2 separate regions of the Homo sapiens genome follow, and region 1 is linked to region 2. The links are chromatin loops, found by intact Hi-C in ENCODE. Cell type or tissue: heart right ventricle. All regions are shown on one strand. Links, peaks and the distances in the headings refer to the core of each region. The heading gives the core; the rest is flanking DNA.

Region 1 (5,839 bases), core at 489-5,488, 120 kb after region 2:
AATGTAATATATGCAATCAATAATTATTTTAAATGATACGTATTTCCTACTAAAATAATGACCTTAATGTCACAGTATCTCCTCTACCCCCACCACATATCTTGTCCTTGAATATACAATACATGGGGATATAAAAACTTAATTAAGATAGATTTGTTCTTGTACCTGTGGAAAGGAGAAAGAAAAAAAAACAGGACTGAAAATGCACATTGGAAAAAAGGAAGCAACCCTGAGGAGGCTGCATGGATCTGGGGATGCTGACCTGGCCCACATCATCTCCCTAGTGTCCAGTGAAGGGCTGGATAAACTCTTCAGCCTGGGAAAGAAGCAGTGCCCTCCACCCTCTTGACCTCCCAGCTTGACCTCCTTCCCTGCTCTCATCCTATGCTTCCCACCCCTTCACGGGCCTTCTCTCTGCCTGATATTAACCTGCCACATTTCACCCGGGTATGACTTAGCTTTCCAGAGTTGTCAATCTCAGGCAATACCTAACTTTAAGCTTGCCCAGCAGGGTACCTGTTTCCCGTGCTAACAGCACAATTTTTCGACTCTGTAAATAATATGCAATTAACTTCTGAAAGACAGCTGTCTAACTGGCAATCCTGTGTTTATTTTCTAGCTGTAGCAGTAATAACCTACTATTATTAACCTGTGAAATGGAATCATATAATAGATTGATGGAATGAAACTTTTAAACTCAAAATTATTGGTCACATTAGTTCTCATCCTTTACTTTAGAATTTTAAAATAAGTTTTACATTATAAAAATAGATTTAAGAACTCTCCACCACTGTATGACTGAGAATCGCACTGTTATGCAGTTTTGACACCAAGCCTGTATTTCTGAAAGAGCAGGTGGACTTTTTGAGAACTGTATTGAGTAATTATTCAAGTTTGTATCTCTATGAATCATGAAGATATTCAGTAAGAACCCTAATCCTGGTCCTTAGAACCGCTGAATATGATGGTAGCATCCCTTCTTCCCTTCCAACTGTCCATTCCTTAACAAATATTTATTGAGTACCAACTTTGGGCCAGGTAATATTCTAGGTGCTGTGAATACAGCAATGAATAAAGCAGACAAAGACACGTGTTCTTGTGGAGCTTAATTCTAATGGAGGAAAAAACAGTGAACAAGATAAGTAAGTATAAAGATAAATAAGTGGCCAGGAAAATACTGAGTTTTGTTTGGGGATGGAGGGGCACGTCACAAGCCATAACAGCAATGTCAAACCTGTTAAGAAAACATCAGGAAGGCTGGGCGCGGTGGTTCACACCTGTAATCCCAGCACTTTGGGAGGCTGAGGCAGGTGGATTACCTGAGGTCAGGAGTTCAAGACCAGCCCAGCCAACATGGCGAAACCCCGTCTCTACTAAAAATACAAAAATTAGCGCCTGTAGTCCCAGCTGGTGGCGGGCGCCTGTAGTCCCAGCTACTTGGGAGGCTGAGGCAGGAGAATCACTTGAACCCAGGAGGCGGCAGTTGCCGTGAGCTGAGATCACACTACTGCACTCCAGCCTACACGATGGAGTGAGACTCCATCTCAAAAAAAAAAAAAAAAAAAAAATTCGGAAAAAAAAAGAATGTACTGTGGAGAAATAGAGTCAAAACTACCTCTGGAGGCAGAAGTATACTTTTCACATCATTTGTTCCCCTCTCTTAGCTGAAACTATCACAAAAGTGTGAGAAATTGGAAGCCTTTCAGTAAGACTACTGGAAATGTGGATCTTTCTCTCGCTTTTTACCTTGGTCTCTTCTAATTGCCTTTGAAGATTTTTGGGGTCCACCGCAATAGGTTCAGATAAGTGTTTGCTCGCTGTGGCCTCACAGGCCTGGAGTCCAGCAAGAAGTCCACATGAAGCATCTTCATAGTGTTGATATTTATCCACCAGATCTTTAAGATTATTTCCAAGAACATTGCACTAACAATCAAAAGAGAAAAGGGGTAGGAGATTAAAACCCACTATTTTCATATGCATCAAATAATCTTAGGACCTATAAAATATGTAACTTGGAAAAAAAACCAGACTTCCACCAAAGTTAATAAAAACTCTGTTGGGCTAAGATTTCCTCCTTTATATGAAGAGGTACCCTATAAGAAGCCAAAAAGTAACCATAAAATAAAGAGATAGTTCTGGATTTATACCAATTCAAAAACATATTTACAAGAGCTGAGTCTTAACATAGAATAAAAGATAAAGACATCAATCATCAGAGGAAGGAGATTTTGATACACCATGTGTATAGATATCGATTTGATGGAAGGGTTTTAAAGGTGCTTAATAAATTTCTATATGTTGCACAAGTTAATTAACAAAAGGAAGACAAAGAGTCTATATTAGAATGGAGCAAAGTCCAAGAGCCAGTGATGGTCTTTAAATCATTTATGCAACTTGGCAAGTCTGTTCAGATTATATTACAAACCAGTAAATATTTTCTTAGATTTTTTTTTTTCAAAAAAAACCTTTTACTTGACCACAGAAGTAAAACAAGCAAAACAGTCTTTTATTCATTAAGTATTAAAATAACATACTGATCAAATATACAAGACAAACACCTGCAGTGTTTGTGAAGAGGATAATCTGAGATGAAACCAGTTCCCAAGCTTGAGAGGCTGCAAGCATCTGTTTTTGCTTAGAGTCAATGCACAACCGCCATCTTGTGGTCACACTGGATATTAGAGCATTTGAGAGCTGGGACTTCTGGAAATCATGCTCTCAAAAACTAAAGTAACTTTAAGTTTCTCATATTTAAATACATTGTTCAGAAGTAAAGCAGGTGAATAAGATAGAGAGAAGGCTGGGCACTGTGGCTCATGCCTGCAATCCCAGCACTTTGGGAAGCCGAGGTGAGCGGATCACGAGGTCAGGAGATCGAGACCATCCTGGCTAATACAGTGAAACCCCATCTCTACTAAAAACAGAAAAAAAATTAGACGGGCGTGGGGGTACATGCCTGTAGTCCCAGCTAGTCGGGAGGCTGAGGCAGGAGAATTGCTTGAACCTGGGAGGCAGAGGTTGCAGTGAGCCGAGATCACGCCACTGCACTCCAGCCTGGGCGACAGAGTGAGACTCCTTCTCAAAAAAAAAAAAAAAAATAGAAGTAGGCTAAAGCTACCTTTTCCTCCTGTTTTGGATTTTAGGTTTCTTGCCTCTTGTTCCAAAACTATAATTGAAAACTATAATTGCAGATTGACTTTTCCCTTAAAAAATCAAAATAACATTACCTTAGAGTAGAGAGACCTGAACCGATCAGTAGCATGATCCAACTTGCGCTGCACTTCTCTGTGGGTTGCAGAAGTATCAACCTTGCCACCGTCTCTCTTGCTGCAAGATTTGGCAGCTTCCAACACTCTGTTTCCAGAAATTGTGATGTATCTCAAGTCACCTTTGTGAGAAATAACGTCTTCTGAGAAACTCTTCTGCCTCTTCAATTTGGTCATTAAACCATTGATGTCATCTGCACCTGCCTCCAGGTTTTCAAGTTCTTGTTCTGACTGCTGTAGCCAGTGCTCAAACTCGGTATAGTCAGCATCAAACTTTTCTAATTCTTCCTGCAGAGAGTGAGTTAACTTCATTTTCTTCTCTGACTCAGCCAGTGCAGTTTCATAATGCACTTTCAGTTCCTTCATGTTCTTTTGCAGTTTCTCTTTTTCTTCAGGAGAGAGATACTGACCCTGTTTCTCAAGCAACACTTGTGCAGACTGAGTGGCTATGATCACTGCTTGGTGCTGAGAGATGATCTTCTCGTGTTGGGCCTATGTGAAAACAAATTGATCATAATCTTCAAGCAGTAACGGGGTAACACCTGCAGGGAGCTCCTTGCCGCCTCAAGACTGACAGGTTTCAATGATCTACAGGGCTACAACTTGCTTCTCATTCCCCTTTTCAAGCTATACCGTACTCCCTTTTATTGGTGGATTTCAGAATAACAAGGCATTTTGAGCATGCTAATCTTATTTTAAAGAAAATTTCCAATCTTCTCTATGTACTTAATCAGATAGGACAGACACCATTTTTCAGAAGTTTAGAAAAACCAATTTCTATTCCAATTTTAAAATAAGTGTCTATAATCTGATCTCATTTTATTCCCTGCTTTCTCACAACTACCCAAAAAAGAATGTCTTTACCTAATTTTTGGACAAACAAGTATAATATTTTTTATTACGAAATGATCCTGGAAAAACTTTTAAATAGGGAAAAAGAATCTGTAACTTTAAGCTTTAAAAAGGTTTCAAAAATAACTAAGCAAGAACACTGTACATTCAGAGAAGCCCAATGGACATTAGAGAAGCAGATATAATAAAAGAGAATCCTGGAGCTACTCAGCTTCACTGGGCCTCAGTTTCCTGCATGTGAAAATGGAGACAATAACTCCTACACATCACAGGTTGCTGTTAAGGAGTACATGAGATCACATATGTAGAGCACTTCCTGCAGAGCTGGGCATGTGCCAGAAATTCAAATCCACTCTGAAGGCAGGAAGGCAGGGCTCCCAGGCAGGTGTGCTGCAGGCAAGTCACAGGTGTGCAGAGCTACTGATCCCCTCAGTCTTCAGGGAAGCAGGGAGGCATCAGGTAGGTGAAGTCCCTTTCCCTCCAGCCATAAGCATCTTCTTCCATTCACCCCAATTTGCCATACAAGTGTGGCAAAAAGGATACTAATCCTTCTGGGCAATTTCCCACATTTCTTATAATGGCTTACATGGAGCCAAATGACCCGCTCCCATTACCCCAGAGCCCCTTTTATTACCTCCAGATTCTTTGCTGCTCCCACCCTTACCTCCATCCCCACCCTGGTAAACACTTTAGGAGCTTTTTCTCCTGTTGTTGTCTAGTTACAGCTCTTTCATCAGATATCTGCTTGGCTAATTGCACCCATCTCCATTGAGTCCCGTTTAAATGCTGAAAACTGGTCCCCCACCCCACACTCAACCACCCTTACCTAACTCCTTTTCTCCCTTAGTACTCACTGCCTTCTAACCTACCATATAACTTAGTTATTGTCTACTGTAACATTCTCACTAACTAGTGTGCAAGGGGGGCACAGGGAATTTATTTTGCTCACTGTGTAATCCCAAGTACTTAGAACAGTGCTGGCACACAGGAGCTGAGTAAGAATAACTCTATGCTGTGAAAAGGACTTCCTTAGAAGCACTGCTATGGGGCAGCCGTTCACTTGTAAGTCTGATCCCAATTAGTCAGCTCAGAACTGGCTCATTAACACTGGTATCCTCACTGTCTATAACAGTGCCCGCCACCTAGTGGGCACATAGTAAATATTTTTAACTAACTTCTTTCCCACAGACTTGTGTTTTTGGTATTTGAAATACATTCATATGCTACCCCCACCCCACCCCGAGAAGGGCTTTGCACAAAATAGCATGGACAGACATATGCAACACCATATAAATGATCAGATCCATCCCCTTCCTCCTACAGATGAGGACTCTTAGGCTGAAGGAAGAGAATGGCTTGGCCCAGGACATATGGGACAACTACTGAAAGCTAGACGTTCCTGGCTCAGGTGCTTTGGCCCTCTCTCCATGCTGCCAGATTAGGACTTTCTTTCTTTTATTTATTTATTTACTTATTTATTTATTTATTTATTTTGAGATGGAGTCTCGCTCTGTCGCCAGGCCAGAGGGCAGTGGCACAATCTTGGCTCATTGCAACCTCTGTTTTCTGGGTTCCAGCGATTCTCCTGCCTCAGTCTCCCAAGTAGCTGGGATTACAGGCACGCACCACCACACCCAGCTAATTTTTGTATTTTTAGTAGAGACAGGGCTTCACCATGTTGGCCAGGATGGTCTCAATCTCCTGACCTTGTGATCCACCCG
Region 2 (5,839 bases), core at 210-5,209:
AATAAATCATATGCTTTATCTTTAGGGTAAAAAAAATCTAAACCATCATACTGCAGGCATTTACTAATTTCTAAAGAATATAAAATGTGGCCAGGTGCAGTGGCTCATGCCTGTAATCCCAGCACTTTGGGAGGCCAAGGCAGGTGGATCACCTGAGGTCAGGAGTTTGAGACCAGCCTGACCAATATGGTGAAACCCCATTTCTACTAAAATTACAAAAATTAACCAGGCATGGTGGTGCACGCCTGTAGTCCCAGCTACTTGGGAGGCTGAGGCAGGAGAATCGCTTGAACCTGGGAGGCAGAGGTTGCAGTGAGCCGAGATTGTGCCACTGCACTCCAGCCTAGGCAACAGAGTGAGACTCTGCTCCGTCTCAAAAATAAATAAATAAATAAATAAAATGTTAATGCTTGTAAAGAGAGTAAATTGAAAATAAAAATAATTTGTTTTAGTGGAATAACCTGCATGGACACATGGGAGAAGTCATGTGAATAAAATAACCTGTCTGTGCATCAACCAAACTCAAGTTTCCAAGCTCCTCAGAAGAATCTTTAGTAAGCATCTGTCTACAAACAAACTAGGTAGCTGGGATGTTTCCAAGAACTTTTCTGTGGCACATTTCACCTACATATTTGAAATATTTAAGATGGCTTTGATTAGGCAACATAGTGAAACCCTGTCTCTACAAAAAATTCAAAAATTAGGCCAGGTGGCATGTGCCTGTAGTCCCAGCTACACAGGAGGCTGAGGTGGGAGGATCACTTGAGCCTAGGAGCTTGAGGCTGCAGTGAGCCACGACTGTGCCATTGCATTCCAGCCTGGGCAACAGAGTGAGACCCTGCCTCTCAAAAAAAAAAAAAAAAAAAAAAAAAAGATGGCTCTTTGATATATTATGACATAATACATCCACATTTAATGTGGACATATCAAAATATTCATAAATAGGCTATTCCAAGGGTGGTAAAAACTATTTGGGTTAAAGTATACTACCATTGTATTTAAAAGGTTTAACTATCTTGCCACTGCTTATCTCATCTCCTTGGGCTTATTATTATTATTTACTAGGTATCCCTCTATTTGGAATATGCAGCAAAGGCTGTGGAAAGGCAGAGACTGTGAAAAGTGATGGGGAAAAGGAGACCCAGACAAAAGGGAAAAGTGAAGTAACACCTTTCTGGAATATTTGTCACACTGAAGAACTCTAATACCTCTGATCACAGGAAACATGACCTGGTACACTTAGAGCCATTATAGACATTGATGTCTTATTAGGCTTTTAAAACACACACACACACACACACACACACACACACACACACACAAAATAATGGCAACATTAATTGCTTAACCAACTGAGCTAACACTTAATATTTCTCTTTGTAAATGCATATTAAACAAACTGTGAGCAATCAAGTAAATCAAAGTGAGTGTGACACCCATCATTTGAGTTTAAAACAAGAAGGATATATAGGAAGGCTGCTTTTCCTAAGAAAGACAACACGTTCCCTTTTTCATATGATGTATTTCAAGTGATGACAGTCATCTTCACAGACATAAAAATGCAGAGCAATCAAACCTTGTTTGATTAATGCAATGTGAACATAATGCATCCACATTTAATGTGGATACCTTAATGTGGGTACCTTGTACCCACTGAAGCCAGGGAGGTGGAGGTGGGTGAGATCACCAAAAGAGGGAACAGAGTGAGAGAAATAGAGAGCTGAGGATAACACCTAAGGAGTAAGGAGAGCTGACATTTAGAAGGCAAAAGGGAGGGCAGGAGTGAACGTGAGACAATACCACGAGTGTAACCCCACAGAGGACAAAGAAGGAAAGTTTTGCAAAGGTCACAGAGGGTTCCTGTAAAGAGAGGTTTTAGGGCAGTTGCAGAGTTGGAAACACAGTTGTAAGGAGCTGAGGAGTCTGAAGAAGTGAAAATAACGAGAACAAAGCAATGTTTTGAGAAGTACAGCAGTGAAAGAAAGAAAATATCTGAGATAATGGTTAACAGGAGTTAGGATTATATTTATTTTACCTGGTGTTCTGCAATGAGTGCTTTCACCTCTTCGATCTCCTGGGGGATGACTTCTTTATCCTTATCAGTAAGTGTAGTTTCAGCCCATTGCAACCAAGCCAGCAAAGCTTCCAACAATTCCTGTTTGGCAATAAGCCCAGCCAGAGCACTTGCTAATCTCTGCTGATGTTGCTTTGCCCAGGCCAGCACCTGTCAGAGAAACAGAAATTTCTCTGAATTTCCTCCAACTTAGTAAAATAATTGCAGTGATGTAAAATAAATAAATTTTAAATGAAAATTAGGATCATCCTGAGCTAGACCCATAATGCTTCTGGTCTTTTTAGATTCCATTAGTGGCATCAAGATCTGGCTTGAGGAGGACATGAGAGCCCACGATGATGTTCATCATCTTCAGAATTTAAAGATGCATGTCAATCACTCAGGCTTCCTTTTGCTTTCTAATTTGAGTTCAAATATGCATTCTCTGAAGGATCAGGTAAGCTTACTCCATGTGGCACAGAGTAGAAATGTAAAAAGCTAAGATACTGGCAGGGCGTGGTGGCTCACGCCTGTAATCCCAGCACTTTGGGAGGCCGAGGTGGGCGGATCACGAGGTCAGTTCAAGATCAGCCTGACCAACCTGGTGAAACCATCTCTACTAAAAATACAAAAAAATTAGCTGGGCATGGTGGCACGCGCCTGTAATCCCAGCTACTCGGGAGGCTGAGGCAGAGGAACTGCTTGAACCTAGGAGGCAGAGGTTGCAGTGAGCCGAGATCCAGCTACTGCACTCCAGCCTGGGCAATAAATCGAGACTCCGTCAAAAGAAAGAAAAAAAAAAGCTAAGATATTAAATACAGAATTAATTCACTTTATGTATACCAATTCACTCCACCAGTATATACTGCTCCGAAACACCATCCAACTGCTGGATTATTCAACAGAAACAATGTGGAAGGAGGCCAAAATGTTATACAGTGTACTAAATATTTGCCTTCTAATTTTCCAGGGACATAGCTGCAAAATTTCTTTGAGCTTTTAAAGAAAAGTGAATTGCAGAGATTGTAATGCATACAAGAAGCGTATTTAAAAGAACGTTTTCTATGTAGAGGTCTCATTTTCCCATGGCCATAAGTGCATCTTAATTCCTGAAATTTCCCACACCCCTCAACTCTCAAAGCTATTGCTACTCTGAAGATTATCTGAGACACACTGACCTCCTCAAACCTCGCCCGGATGATTGTTATCCAGTGCTTAATGGTAGTGATGGAGTCGGGGTGGCAGATAGCCAAAACGGTGTCGCCCATAGTGGTGGCTTTATTTAGTTCAGCTCTCTTTTCTTCCAGTTTCTTCATGAATTCCTACAGCAGAAACAAAGACTTCAATTAACTGTTGGCATTGGCTGAAAACAAAACTCTGGTGGCATTTGTTTGACTGCCAGAATTAAACAAATAAACAAAAACTTCAATTGGTTTATTCACAGTGAAAATCATCTACTAATTGGGGAGGAAAAGGGGACAAAATAGAAAACAAAGTACTTTCTAACATGTACTTCAAAATACAAGTACAGTCATCCCTTGGAATCCAAGGGGAGTTGGTTCCAGGATACCGTGCATAATAAAATCCAATGATGCTCAAGTCCCTGATATAAAATGATGTAGTATTTGCATATGACCTAAGTACATCCTCCCCATATGCTTCATATCATCTCTAGATTACTAATAATACCTAATACAATGTAAATTGTTGTAAATAGTTGTTATACTGTATTGTTTAGGTAATAATGACAAGGAAAAAAGTATGTATATCTTCAGTACAGATGCAACCATCCATTTTATTTTTGAATATTTTTAACCATTTTATTTTTGAATATCTGGATACAGAGGGCCAACTTTATAGGATATTTCATGCTTCAAAAACTGTATTATACAAAAAAATAACTCTCCCAAATTTAGATATAATTATGTTATTAATGGAGAATAGCATTGGGAGAGACAGTATTGCTAGAGATAGAAACAATACTGATTGACCAAAAATAAGTTCTAACAAATAAGGTAAGGAGGTTAATATTTAAAATAGCATTAACTATGCCAGGAAATATGGCAGCATGAATAAAAAAGTACAAAGTAGAGAGAAGCCTGGGTAAGGAAAGATAAATGTTTGGGGGTATGGGAGAGAGGGCCCAAAGTGTCTATGCAGTAAAAAGTGAAGGGGAGGTTGGAAGAGTGAGCCTGACAGCAGGTCAGCCCATGTGAGAACTGTCCCTTTAAAATGCCAGTAAGAGCCACTCTCCTCTGTTCTGGCAGTTCTAGCCAGTCTCTGCCAGCAAGCGGAATGAACAAAGCCTTGACATCCTCAAGGATGATCTTTCAAATAAATGTTTTACAAATGTCTCACATACTTAATTGTACTTTCTACCATCAGAACTATATCCATAGATAAGACAGATCATAGAACTCTGAAAATGTGATTACAAAATGAGAATCTTTGCCCTTAAAAATGTGACACGCTTCCAAAATCTCATATAGAATGTTAGAGATCTGCAAACACCCCAGTCTCTCTGGACCCCTGCACCAAGAGCGATTACTTGATTACACAATGAGTGCCAGAGGCCGCAGAGATCGATGATGCCCATGCTACTCACACTATGTGAACAGGGGTGTTCACTTTGAAATATAGGTGTTTTACTATACAAGAAAACCTAAAAAAACTCTTCTGGACATCGGCCTAGGCAAAGAATTTATGACAAAGATCCCAAAAGCAAATGTGACAAAAACAAATATAGACAAATGGGACTTAATTAAATAAAAAAGCTTCTGCACAACAAAAGATAGAATCAACAGAGTAAACAGTTAACCTACAGAATGGGAGAAAATATTTGCAAATCATGCCTCTGAAAAAAGACTAATATCCAGAATCTGCAAGGAACTCAAACAACTCAACAAGAAAACAACAAACAACTCCATTGAAAACTGGGAAAAACACATGAACAGACATTTCTCAAAAGAAGAAATACAAGCATACAAGCAGCCAACAAACACATGAAAAATGCTCAACATCACTAATTATCAGAGATACACAAATTAAAGCCACCCTGAGATATCATATTACACAAGTCAGGATGACTATTACTAAAAAGTGAAAAAACAACAAATGATGTGGATGCTGAGAAAAGGGCGTGCTTATACACTGTTGGTGGGAATATAAATTAGTTCGATGCCTATGAAAAACAGTATGAAAATATTTCAAAAAACTAAAATTAGAACTACCATTTGACCCAGCAATTCCACTACTCGGTATCTACCCAAAGGAAAAGAAATCATTATATCAAAAAGACAACAGCACTCATATGTTCATTCCAGCACTATTCACAATACCAAAGTCATAGAACCAATATAAGTGTCCATCAACAGTTGATTGGATTAAAAAAAAATGTGGTACATATATACCATGGAATACTATGCAGCCATAAAAAAGAATGAAATCATGTACTTTGCAGCAACATGCATAGAGCTGGAAGGCATTACCCTAAGTGAAGTAACTCAAACAGAAAATCAAATATCACACGTTCTCATGTATAAATGGGAGCCAAACAATGGGCGCACATGGACATAAAGATGGAAATAATAGACACTGAAGACTCCAAAAAGCACGGAGGATCACAGGGGCCTGAGAGTTGAAACATTACCTATTGGGTACCGTGTTTAACATTTGGATGACTGGTATAAAACAAGTCCAGTCCCTACTATTACTCAATATACTCATATAGCAAACGTGTACATGTACTCTCTGAATTTAAATTTATATGATATGTTTATATGTTTT

The links. Hi-C counts contacts between places; a loop is a spot of excess contacts. Peaks named below come from ENCODE experiments on the same cell type or tissue, not always from the same donor. Only the 100,000 strongest peaks of a DNase experiment are listed, where the experiment ranks them.
Region 1: a loop joins it to region 2, with 2.4 times the contacts of the local background. A loop is called at or near these places in 15 of 110 quality-filtered maps.

The regions. Positions count from the first base shown.
Region 1 is chr6:56,590,436-56,596,274 of GRCh38, forward strand. DST (dystonin) reads right to left here. Exons shown (of 104, transcript NM_001374736.1): 48 at 3,228-3,758; 49 at 1,747-1,923. Among named protein-coding and RNA genes, the nearest start is that of DST-AS1, 250 kb to the right of the region's middle. RefSeq lists an enhancer at 3,456-3,715. In heart right ventricle, for the core only: CTCF peaks have their summits at 2,660 (motif pointing left), 2,863 and 5,266 (motif pointing left); DNase peaks (open chromatin) are centred at 2,706 and 5,254.
Region 2 is chr6:56,474,114-56,479,952 of GRCh38, forward strand. DST (dystonin) reads right to left here. Exons shown (of 104, transcript NM_001374736.1): 91 at 3,232-3,375; 92 at 2,036-2,224. Among named protein-coding and RNA genes, the nearest start is that of COL21A1, 230 kb to the left of the region's middle. In heart right ventricle, for the core only: no CTCF peak of the experiment used is centred there; a DNase peak (open chromatin) is centred at 2,160; H3K27ac peaks cover 1,760 bases.